Linked DNA regions of Homo sapiens: regions 2 and 3 are each linked to region 1. Evidence: chromatin contacts called from ENCODE Hi-C or POLR2A ChIA-PET data. All regions are on one chromosome and are shown on one strand. The core of a region is the stretch at or near the end of the contact, and the rest is flanking DNA. Distances in the headings are between cores, read along the strand shown. Region 1 holds the start of CASK (calcium/calmodulin dependent serine protein kinase). Region 2 holds the start of GPR82 (G protein-coupled receptor 82). Region 3 has its middle 200 kb from the start of CASK.

Region 1 (3,735 bases), core at 320-2,819:
GAAGCTGACAAGGTGACTTGAGAGGGTCCCTGTGCACTTCAGGGCAGAATGGAGTGACGCCTTATTCATTAGACATGAGCTGGACATGCCAACTTGTGGTGAGTAACTCTTGGACCCTTAAAGGAGGCAATGTTTCTCAAGTTCTGAAGCCCCCGTCTCTAGAGAATGCACAAGCTCTTTGAGAAAGGAGGAAAACCGTGTGCAATTACACTTGTCCTCTGATCTGCATTTAAAAAAAAAAAAAAGGTTTAGTACCCAAATCCTTAGCAGGCAAATCTCTCAGCCTTTTGAGGGAGTGGTCAAGGGTTTGCACGAAACGTTTCTGAAGAGAAAATAGGCTGTGAGTCTCCACATCACCCCCTCCACTTTGGTATTAATAAATACTTTTTTTAAAAAAAATACTGCACTGAGAAATTTACCAGACGATTTCTGGAAACTGACTTATGAACTAATTGGGCACTTTTGCTGTGCGGAGGAACAAAGACACTATTGGTCTTCAACTGAGGCATATACCTGTCTGATGGCGCTGGCTCATTCCGCACATGCTCAGTTGAACAGAAATCTTCATATTGAATGCAACCTAGCACAGCGGCAACACCCAGAACCTCACTCCCTGGCTGCTCCTGTGCCTGCACTCCCTCTAGTTGCATTCTGTTCCTGACAAGTCTAACATTTATAGGGAGTATAGAGAGCAGAGTAGGTCCTGGGAGTTTGAGGACAATATACAAATGAGCTTAAAGTCACGGTTTGTCCCTGCCTTCCTAGCTTCTCTCTAGGTTGGTCTCTAGTGAGGGTAGGCGCTGGATAGATATTTGTTGAGTTTGGGGCAGAACGTGGGAGAAGCTGTCTCTATAGATGACCGTTTGCTGTCGCACACCTTCCTAGGCAGTTTTTGTTTAGTCCTTTTCTTGGACGACCTCCCCTTACCCCCAGCCCTCATCTTCATTAAGGAATGACAGGGTAGCACTAAAAGCATCCGCTGCCAAGCACGGATTCAGTGACAACCTCTCTCCACCTCTCTTTTAGCTTTCTCATTCATTAGCACCCTTTCCCTGCCTCTTTTCCCAGCAAAAAACTGGGAAAGGCTCCCTGCGATTACAAAAGAAGGAAAGGGGAGCGGCCAGAGTTTCGTGCCTCTTGCCGGACAACGAGCGTGCAGCCGTGGACCTTTTGTCTCCAGCCCCTTTCGCGGCTTGGTCGCGGCTAGGCGCGGAGGCGACGACCCCAACCAGCCCCGCCTCGGCAGCTGCAGCCGGCGCGCCCCACTCAACCCCCCGCGCCCTCTAGAATCCCGGTGCCCGCCCGTTCGCCGTGACGCGGCCGGCGCCCCGCGCATGCGCCGCTCGGCCCGCTCCCCTTTCCCTGGGCCACCGCCTCCCGACCGGTTGGAGTGGGCGGAGCCTGTGGTTCTGGAAGCCGCGCCGCCGACGGGGGAGGAGGGCGTGTCTGCGCGAGGCGGGTGAGCGGGGCTGGCGAGCCGGTCGGCTGCTGAGGCGTAGGGGCGGAGCAGAAGGCGGCGGCCGCGGCTCCCGCCCGCACAGAGCGCCGGTCCCGCGAAGCCCCCTCCCACTCCCGGGCGGGCGGTGGCGGCTGCGGGAGGAGGAGAAAGAGGAGGGAGCGTCTCTGCCGCCGCCTCCTGGTCCCCAGCGCCGATCCGCCGCCGCCGCCACCTCCCTCCGCGGCGATCCTCGCTCCATGGTCCTGCCGCGGCCCCCTCTGTAGCCCGAGCTGCTCCGCGACGCGACGGAGCCGGCCTCGGACAGAGGGAGCGGTCGCGGCCTCGCGGCCCGCGCGGGCTGACGAGCGGAGAGCGCGACGCCGCGCGGTCCCCGAGGATCCGCACGCCGGGCAGCGCGGCCCGAGCAGCGCGAGAAGCAGCGGGCGGGCGGGCGGCGCCGGGCCCGGGCCGCCCTCGCTCCCGCGCCCCGGCCCCGCCGCCCGCGCCGGGGCGGTCGCCTGCAGAGGAAGGCGCCGCAGTCTCTGGGCCTCGCGGCCCCACTCGAGCGTCCTCGGCACCGAGGGCTCGCGGGTCCTGAGGGGAGGAGGCGATCCCGGGGCTGGGCACTGAGCTCTTGGGCGCCCCCACCCCCGTTTTCGAAGCCCTCCACGCTGCGGCCGCTATCCCCTCCGGACCATGGCCGACGACGACGTGCTGTTCGAGGATGTGTACGAGCTGTGCGAGGTGATCGGAAAGTGAGTCTCCACGCGAGGGAGCGGGAGTGTGGAAAAATGCATTTCAGTGATGCCCCGGTCTTCCCGCACCCGCTCGGGGCCTGCCCCCTGCCCTCCCTCCTTCCCCTCTTCCCCTCTCGTCCTTCTCATCCTGGAGTATTTATAGACGTGTACCTGGAGCTCCTGCCAGGCGGGGGCCTGGGGGTTCTCAGCGGTCCATTGAGGCCACCGAGCCGAGGTTGGCCACCCCGTAAGGCGTGGGGCCGGCTGCCTGCATTTTATCTGACGGTTGCACAGGGACGTGGCACAGCCGATTTTATAGTTGCTTCAGTTGGGGTTATTGTTACCTTGCATGTACCATAGACCATTTTTGAAACAGAGCAGCTTGCATTTCCTTTGCTTGTGTGGTGAGAGAGTCCAGGGTTTTAATTGTGGGGTGTGTGTCTATTGTGCGGGATATTAGACAGATGCCTTTGTGTACACCCCATGCTCGGATTGGAGGGGGTCATTTAAGACGGGGTGCTTTCAGTTTCAGCAAATTCCCTCCTGGTGTACACGAACGTGGAAAGAGTTGGGGGCATTCGAATTTTTAATGCCTTGTTATGCAATGACTGTTCAATCAGTGCTCGAGACTCCCCTCGACTGTTGTTGGGATGGTGGTTAGCGTGGTAGAGCCGTCTGCTTTGAGTCACCGGGCTGGTCTAGAATATAGAACTGACAGTCCAAATGCTCATCCTTTCATCTGTGTTGTATAATTACGCTGGGGAAAAGCAGGGAATCAGATTAATCACAGTGCTGATTGAGAATTAAATCTGCAGTTCCTCATCTAATTGTCCATTCCTTAAATCTATTTTGAATAGTTTCCTTTTCATTCTTGTCAAACAGTACTCCAAGTGCACAATCCTGCTAATTTGCTTGTGAAGGAAATGCTGGCAATCTGAAGTTGATTTCCTAACACAGCGTGTATTCTGCGGCTTTAGAAGTTGAGGAGATAAGATTTAAGAGCAAATTTTTGCTTAATAAGGATCGCTAGAGCTAACATTGAAATATCTTACCTCTTTTTTTTTTTTTTTTTTTTTTTGGAAGCGGTGCTTTATTGTCTATTTTAAGGTCCACAGTTGGGAAATGAAACCAAGACCTTAAAGCAGTTGGCCCTATCTCTTTTAAGTTGTCTGCAGTACTCAATTTCAATTTGAGTGCTAATTTGTTTCCTTTTCTTTCCATATTGAGGTATTACAGTGTTGCCTCACATGGTGAAATTGTGGGTAGAGCTTGCTACACACTTTACTCAGACCCAATTGATGTGAGGACATGTTACTCCTTGCCCTATTGTTACATGACCAGCCAGACTTAAAAGGAAAGTATCCAAATGTGTCCTGTTAAAGTGCTTGTGGAAGTGTTCTAGAACAGCACTGTCCAAAAGATATATTATGAGCCACATTTGTAATTTAAAATTTTCTAGTAGCCACATTTAATAAAAACATACAGGTGCAATTAATTTTAATAAAATATTTTATTTAACCCTGTAGATCCAAACTTAACATTTCAACATGTAATCAATAT
Region 2 (3,735 bases), core at 481-2,980, 200 kb after region 1:
TACTGCACTCCAGGCTGGGTAACAGAAAGAGACCCTGTCTCAAAAACAAACAAAAAAAAACTGTAGCTGCTATGCTTGTTGGTTAGAGTGTCCTTGTGTGTAATTTGCTATCTGAGTTTTTCAGAGGATTTTTTTTAAAGGATATGATGTTTTAATCACAACATAAATGCTGGTTTTTACTTTTTTCTGTCTTATATTTAAATCTTTCTCGCTTCAAAGGGTACACATGAAGTGCTGAAGAATCATATACAAACTGCTTTTATTCTTATTTTTCTCCTTATTTCCTCACTTCTTTCAGGTGAGAATAACAAAAGTTACTGGATTCTGGTCAAATAAGAACCATGATCTCTATTCAGAATGTGCCATATTCTCTGTGTTCTTCACCATAGCCTTCTGAGCACCACATTCTCCACTCTTTCATGATCTAGAGCAAGGTTTCTCAATCTTCTTTTTAATCATGTTCTCTTTTGATAAACATAAAAACTGTACCATACACAACCCTTTGAAATTCTTATATCCCCCCAGCCCCTCAGGGCAATTTTACTCTCTACCCCCTTCAGAATTATGGTTTGATTTATTTTCTGCATCTTGGATTACAGAAATTGGGGTTTTTTTTCAAATATGATATTATAATTTTATAATAACTTTTTAAACCAATCCACACCCAAAGTCTTGAAAACTTGAGGACTGTGCAGTGTCTGTGGGTTTAAATAACAAGATTCTTAATTAATGTTTACCACTGTCTTTATAATTTTATTTCTTTGCTATTTTTATTTAGAAAACAGTCCATATGCTTCATTGTAAGTTTGTATCTGAATCTAGTGCAACCTGATGAATTATAATCTGGTTTCAGTTAGTGTAGACCCTGGTATAAATATATAAAACCTAATCTGTAACTTCACCAGTTCAAAAATCAGTCAGACAGTGAAATGAGCCAGTTTATTTAAGAAAAAATTATCTGCTCACAGTAGGTTTTGATTTTACATAAGGATTGGAGCTTCCTTTTATGATGCTGTTAAAGAAAAGCAGTAGCTCCTACCTTGTGCAGATAATGCATAGTATACTAAAAACTGCAAAGGTAATGGTGCTTCTGTATGAATATTAAATGCTTCCAAACAAAAGGGACATAGACTTCTGCAGAGGCTAGCTTTATCAGACAGAAGTTGAGTCTCTGTAGGACTCTCAGTGTAGCAGTCAACAACTAGGTCACCATCTTTACCTTCCCAAACTTGTATCTACTATGTACATCTCCTTCAAAAATAAACTTGGATCATAAAACTACTAGATAACTATTTTCCAGAATTTGGAAAGTACTATTAAGAAATCAAATAAAAATTACATGTTACAGATGCAAAACTGGTCTCCAGAAAATGTCTCTAAGTCTATATTCCCCTCAGGAGAATGTCTATCTCAAGTCACTCATGCATACATTTTGTCTCTGCTAATTTGACAAATGAAAAAAGTTCTACAACTCTTAACTTCAGTTACTAATGACTGTCTACATAGTTAATATGCTGACTGCCTTTCTTAATGATCAGCTTTCAAAATTTAAACCATTAGGTCCTGTTTATTTTTATAGAGTTTAATTTTTAAGCTAAAAATGAATAATAATCACTCTTACCTGTATGAGTAGTTTATGCCAACTAAGGTTATATTGTTCAGGGCAGTGATGCCAAATTTCAGACTTAAAATTCTCTGATCTTCACTCTTCCAATATCTTTAGTCAGTGTGAATAGATTCTTGCATGACACCAACTACAGTGGGAGGAAAAGGGGAAATTAAACAGAATATTGAAGAAATTCAATAGTTATGGTCAATGTGGCAACTGCCTCCTCAAAAAACCCTCATTTCTCTATTTCTGTAGTGGGAGGAAGTGGTGAACAATATACATATTATACTTCCTTATGATTATTTCATGAACTAGTTACACTCCAGTAACCTTTGTTTGCACGATTGACTGAAGTTAAGTTCACAGGTTTAATCCCCCATGGCCAGTTTTATATGACACAGTGATAGAAGGAGCCACTCTGTAGTAACCCAATACAAATATTGGTGCAAACTCGTTTGTAAAATTGTTTGTGGATGGCTTATTTGCAATCCATCTTTATCAAAAATAGAAACAAAACTCAAAGTTTTCTTATAACTTACTAGAATCAAATATTATAGAGCTAAAATAGAACTTCATGATCATCTGTGGACTGAGACCCTTTGTTTTAAAGTTGAAGAAGCTGAGGCCCAGAGGAACTCACTGTAAGCACAGACTGCACCCAGGGTTGGGTCCCAGTTTGGTTACTAATGAGTTAACCCACTCTGTTTCTAATTGCCCTGCACTATCTCCATTTGTCAACATAATACACTGTTTGGGGCATTTCATAATGGATTTGGCAAATCCTGGGAAGTGCCAAGTATGCCTCAGATCAAATGAATAGTTATAAAGAATTGTGAAACCATGACTAGTCTAAAACAATAAAAATTTTAAAAATAAAAAATAGAATTGTGAAACCAATTTTTTTGTTCAGGATTGTCGAATCAGTCTGTGACCTACTAACTAAATGAAAGCTAAGTGTGTACATCTGGGGAGGAAGACTTGCATCAAGCACTCCCTCTCATCCTTGAGTAGTTAAACCAGTGGGAGTCTGAAAAAGAGAACAGAAATCTAATTTCATCAAACCTGAGCATTTTAGTTATCAGTAAATCTTCACTTAAAATTTACAGAAGTACCTTGCCATTTCTCATAAACCCGCAATGCTTACCTTATTTCATGTTTATTTCATAAATTCTCTATGATGTTTGCTAATATTTCTCTCCAAAACAAAAGTGAGAACTGCCTAAAGTGTCCAGATTGTGTTCTGCTGCTGTTCATCTTTGCCTTGCCACCATTTACTTAAGAACAGTGACTCATCCAGGGTTACATGGCCGTTCATTACAGAGTAGTTTGGCTTTTAGAATTCCCATCACTTTTACTTCAGTAATGTATCATGTTCCAGGAAGGAATTACATAGAACAAAAAACAGTTTTAATTAATTTAGAGAAGAACAGAAATGGAATGCTATTTCTAAGTGATTGAAAGATAGTTGTAATATTATCTGTTCAGGCATAAGCGTCTTTGGTCCGAAAAAAGAACGCTCTTGTTTTCCTCCATTGTCTCCAAACTCAGTAAATGATACCATCACTCCTTCAGTTATTCAAGCCAAAAACTTACGAATCATCCTTAATTCCTCTTTCTTTCACATCTCACATCTAATCAATTGCTGGTACTACAGCTTCTACTATCACTACCATCATTCATTAGCCACATTTCATGAGAGCTTACTATGTGCCAGATATCTCGCTATGTGCCTTACATCCAAGTCTTATTTGGTTTTCACAACACCCTGTGAAATGTCTCATTTTAAAGGTGAGGAAAACTGAAACTCAGAAAGATCTCATAAGTTGCCCAAGGTCACACAGCCATCTGTCCTCACAGGATGGTGATTGGCTCACCTCAAAGCAACTAATTCAAGAACAAGTCCATAGCTGCAATGCCTTTTTGTGATCTAGCCTCTGAAGTCAACAGTGTCACTTCTGCAGTATTCTATTGGTCACACAGAGCCAGCCCTGCATCAGTGTGGGACGGGTAAATATCAGGAGGTGATGATCACTGGGAGCCATCTTGGAAACTGGCTATCACAGATGTCAATCAACCGTTGAAACAAAGGAAGAGTCAGAAGTACTGCTTAAAAACCGTTGTCAGTC
Region 3 (3,735 bases), core at 684-3,183, 200 kb before region 1:
TAGCAATATTATCTATCACTAACAGACATCTGATACATGAATGGGAAATCATTAGATTTACTCAAAATAAATTTTCTCAATTGGGATCACCTCAAAATCTACATTTTACTTAACATTAAAGATCTTCCTAGATTTTTCTTTTTATTTTGGTAATTCCAGGAGAAAGTGCCTGAGTGAAAACTCACTCTGTTCCAATAGCCACATCTAATCTATCAGAAACTTAAGGAACCTTGAGTATCATCGATTCCAACTCTTCCATTTTAAAAATGAGGAAATTGAAGCCCAGAGTAGCGTGATGCTTTATGCAAAGTCACACAACAAAGTTTCACAGGTGGGACTGGAATCCACAGCTTCTGGATCAACTTCCACATTCTTTCCATTGTTTATGCACTTGACTTTTTATCTCCTGGACCACATGACTTAGAACACTGATTCTCAAACTTTAGCATGAATGAGAATCACCTGGAAGGTTTGTTAAACATATAGATTGCTGAGCCCCACCCCCAGAGACTCTAGTTCAGTATGTCTTGGGTGGTGCCAGAGAATGTGCGTCTCTGACAAGTTCCCAGGTGATACTGATAATGCTGGTCCAGGGACTACACTTTGAAAATGCTTTCTTAGAAGGTAATGAGCTAAGTAATGTTTTGATTTTACTCAAAAGTGTGACAACTGGAACAAGCTGAATTTTTACCCAGGCACTTTCTCCTGGAATCACCAAGTTGAAGAGAAAACTCTAAAGGCTGTTTAATGTTTGAGGTGATCCCAGTTGAGCAAAATTCTTCAATTGAGTAGATTTAATTATCTCAGTTAATATCTAATAGGCATTGTTTTTTCTTACTCAGCAGTTCAATAATTAAGCATGATTCTCATTGGAGACAAAGCAAAGAATTAAAGACAGGATAGTACTTGTTAATGCTGATAAGCCTTTTGCCCTGTGGAAAAATTGAAGTAGTATTTCTATCTTATCTAAAGTAAGAAAATGGTTTTATTATTTGGGTATTAATAATTATGCCAAAATAAAGTATTTTTTACCTGACCCAAGTAGTAGATGGAACATGTTTGGAATAGTATTATTTGAAATCCTTGGGTTAAAAAATGTTTTATGCTGAAAAATTTGACTTTGAGAAGTGAATAAACAAATCTTCCAGGAAATCCTCCTTCCACTTGAGCCTATTTTATCCCAGGCCTAGATGTGCACTTCTCCAAACTTTTGAATGTATTCAAATCACCTGGGGATTTGATAAAATACAGATTCTAATTCAGTGGGTCTGGGGTGGAACCCAAGGGTCTATATTTCTAATAAGCTTCCAGATGAGGCCTATGCTACTGGTTTACGGACTCTGCTTTGAGTACAAAGGGTCTATACAGCTCTGCTCCCAACAGGTCACCAAGGCTTGCTCTATGACCACGTTCTTCAGAACCCATTTCTTCCTCTTTGTCTTCATCTACCACATCTGAATTGCTTTAGCCCAAGCTCCCCAGCAAGATGAGAACGACTGTGCCCTACCTTGAGAATGGTGCAGGGCTTCCCAGTGCCAACCAATGAGGCTTATAATATTATAACTATATAGTTATAACGTTATAACCATGTTATAGTTATAATCTTTGAATTATATTATAATATATTATAATATAATTCAATGATTCTCCAGGTATGCTCTGCTTCGGCATCCCTTTCAGTTCCTTTTTGTTACTCCAGCTTTGGCCCTAGCCAGCTTTCTATTGAAACCTATTAAGTCATTGCCATGTGATAACTTGTTCTACTCCTGTCTGAAGATATCCCTAGTTTATTTGCTCTCAAACAATAGACCATCTGTTCAAACATTGCTTCTCTGGGTTTCCACACTCTTTCCCAAGGTGATGACTCATGGTTTTGTTTAACAAGGCAAGAATAGAGATCCCTGGGGGCTTTTCTGCTGGCCTAGCACAAGTACTAGACAGTTTTGGTGCTGGCTCCAATGTCTCTCCTGGGCTTTTCTGGGGATACCAACAACCTCACATCTCTCCCACCTCAACTCTTCAAGAATGGTTGCCATTTCTCAATTTTTACTCCTCCTCTGTGCACCCCACGCCCCAAATAGTCACATCTTTGCAGAAGTCATTATCATAACCAGAAGTAACAATGGTTAACATGATTGAACACTAAACATGTGCCAAGTACTTTGTATTGTCTCAGATTTTCACAACGAACCCACAAAATAAGAATTATTATTTCCTTTTTAGGGATAAGGAAACTGAGTCTTAGAGATGAGCAAACTTGCCCTGGGCCACACAGATGAAAATGGCAGAGCTGAGATTCAAACCCAGCTCTGTGTGATTGCAAAGACAATACACTACATTGTCTTCCTTAAGGAACTTTGAGGAATATTTTCTCCAATCTAGATCTAGGGACGTTTGTCTGGCATTGGGTAGCCTGCACTGATACAGTGGATGGTCCCATCCTGACCATTTAGTGATGTAGAATCCTTTTCATTAGCCAGTGACTACTAAGAATCTAAGTATTTATAGTTTGCAGAAAGGAATAGATCACACTCTGTAGATACCATGCTTATCCCCTCATACCCACCAAGATACAGCCCACAAAGATAAACTCGATACTGAAACAAGTTGACGTGTAGAGTATAAGCAAATAATTAGAAATTCATTAATTTAAAAAATAAAATTATATTCTTCACATCATACAGAAATATAGATTCCAAGTCAACAAAAGACCTACAAATCAATCAACAAGCATATATATAGTTAAAATTATTATAAGGAAATATAGAGTGATAATTTTGTAATCTAGAGGTAAGAAAAGTTCTCTTAAGCAAGACCTAAAAAACAGAAACAGGCAGGGTGCAGTGGCTCACGCCTGTAATCCCAGCACTTTGGGAGGCCGAGGCAGGTGGATCACCTGAGGTCAGGAGTTCGAGATCAGCCTGGCCAACATGGTGAAACCCTGTCTCTACTAAAAATACCAAAACTAGCCAGGCGGCAGGCGCCTGTAATCCCAGCTACTCGGGGGGCTGAGGCAGGAGAATCGCTTGAACACGGGAGGTGAGGTTGCAGTGAGCCAAGATTGTGCTATCGCACTCCAGCCTGGGGGACAAGAGCAAGACTTTGTCTCAAAAAAAAAACAGAAACAATAAGGGGAATAAAATCAACGTATTTGCCTACAGGTGAATTGGAAACTTGTGTATGGCAAAACACACCATAAACAACTTTAAAAGACAATAAAGAGACTGGGGAAAAGTATTTGCAATAAATATAACAGTCAAATATTGATATGCAGTATAAAGAACTCCTTCAAATTCACCAGAAGAAGAAAAACATCCCAATAGAAAAAAACTGCCAAAAGATAGAAAATGATCATTTAACAGCAGATAAAATATTTTAAAAATCAATACACATGTAAAAATATGTTCATCCTCACTGATAATTAGGGGAAAATAATTTTTATGAGATACCATTTTTTTCAACCTTAAGATTAGCAAAGTTAGACAACATCAAATGTTGACTGGGTTGTGGGGGAGACAGACACTCTCATCCTCTGCTTGTGGACAGTACTCTGCCAGGATCTATTGAAACTGAAAATGCACATCCACTCTGCAGCAGCAGTTTCACTTCCATGCATCTCTCTTAGAGAAACACCTGTACACATGGACAAGAAGATGTAGACGAGGATGCAGCATTGCTTGTACTATCAAAAAAAGGAAAAAATCTGAATGCCTATCACTGAATATACCACGTCAG

Evidence for each region. Hi-C counts contacts between places; a loop is a spot of excess contacts on that map. ChIA-PET counts read pairs that join two places held with the same protein, here RNA polymerase II (POLR2A). Pooled maps may share reads with other maps.
Region 2: a pooled map shows a loop between it and region 1 (4-fold over the local background). The contact joins the promoter of GPR82 here to the promoter of CASK in region 1. A Hi-C loop is called at or near these places in 2 of 37 single-sample maps with no recorded cell type and 7 of 50 pooled maps.
Region 3: a map of mammary epithelial cell shows a loop between it and region 1 (3-fold over the local background). The contact joins the enhancer-like site here to the promoter of CASK in region 1. A Hi-C loop is called at or near these places in 4 of 168 maps with a recorded cell type or tissue (GM12878, ascending aorta, mammary epithelial cell and 1 more), 25 of 37 single-sample maps with no recorded cell type and 17 of 50 pooled maps. POLR2A ChIA-PET finds 5 or more read pairs at or near these places in 4 of 52 experiments (CD4-positive, alpha-beta memory T cell, K562, activated CD4-positive, alpha-beta T cell and 1 more).

The regions. Positions count from the first base shown.
Region 1 is chrX:41,921,388-41,925,122 of GRCh38, reverse strand. CASK (calcium/calmodulin dependent serine protein kinase) reads left to right here and starts at 1,569. Exons shown (of 27, transcript NM_001367721.1): 1 at 1,569-2,193. The coding sequence starts at 2,135. RefSeq lists silencers at 1,215-1,794, 2,065-2,114.
Region 2 is chrX:41,722,176-41,725,910 of GRCh38, reverse strand. GPR82 (G protein-coupled receptor 82) reads right to left here and starts at 1,730. Exons shown (of 3, transcript NM_080817.5): 1 at 1,622-1,730. The region is part of intron 5 of CASK (calcium/calmodulin dependent serine protein kinase); the gene reads left to right.
Region 3 is chrX:42,117,374-42,121,108 of GRCh38, reverse strand. No RefSeq gene overlaps it. Among named protein-coding and RNA genes, the nearest start is that of CASK, 200 kb to the right of the region's middle. RefSeq lists a silencer at 3,555-3,634. Within about 2 kb of position 1,933, at least 2 of the 41 ENCODE cell types and tissues checked have a DNase peak (open chromatin) inside an H3K27ac peak, as active enhancers do.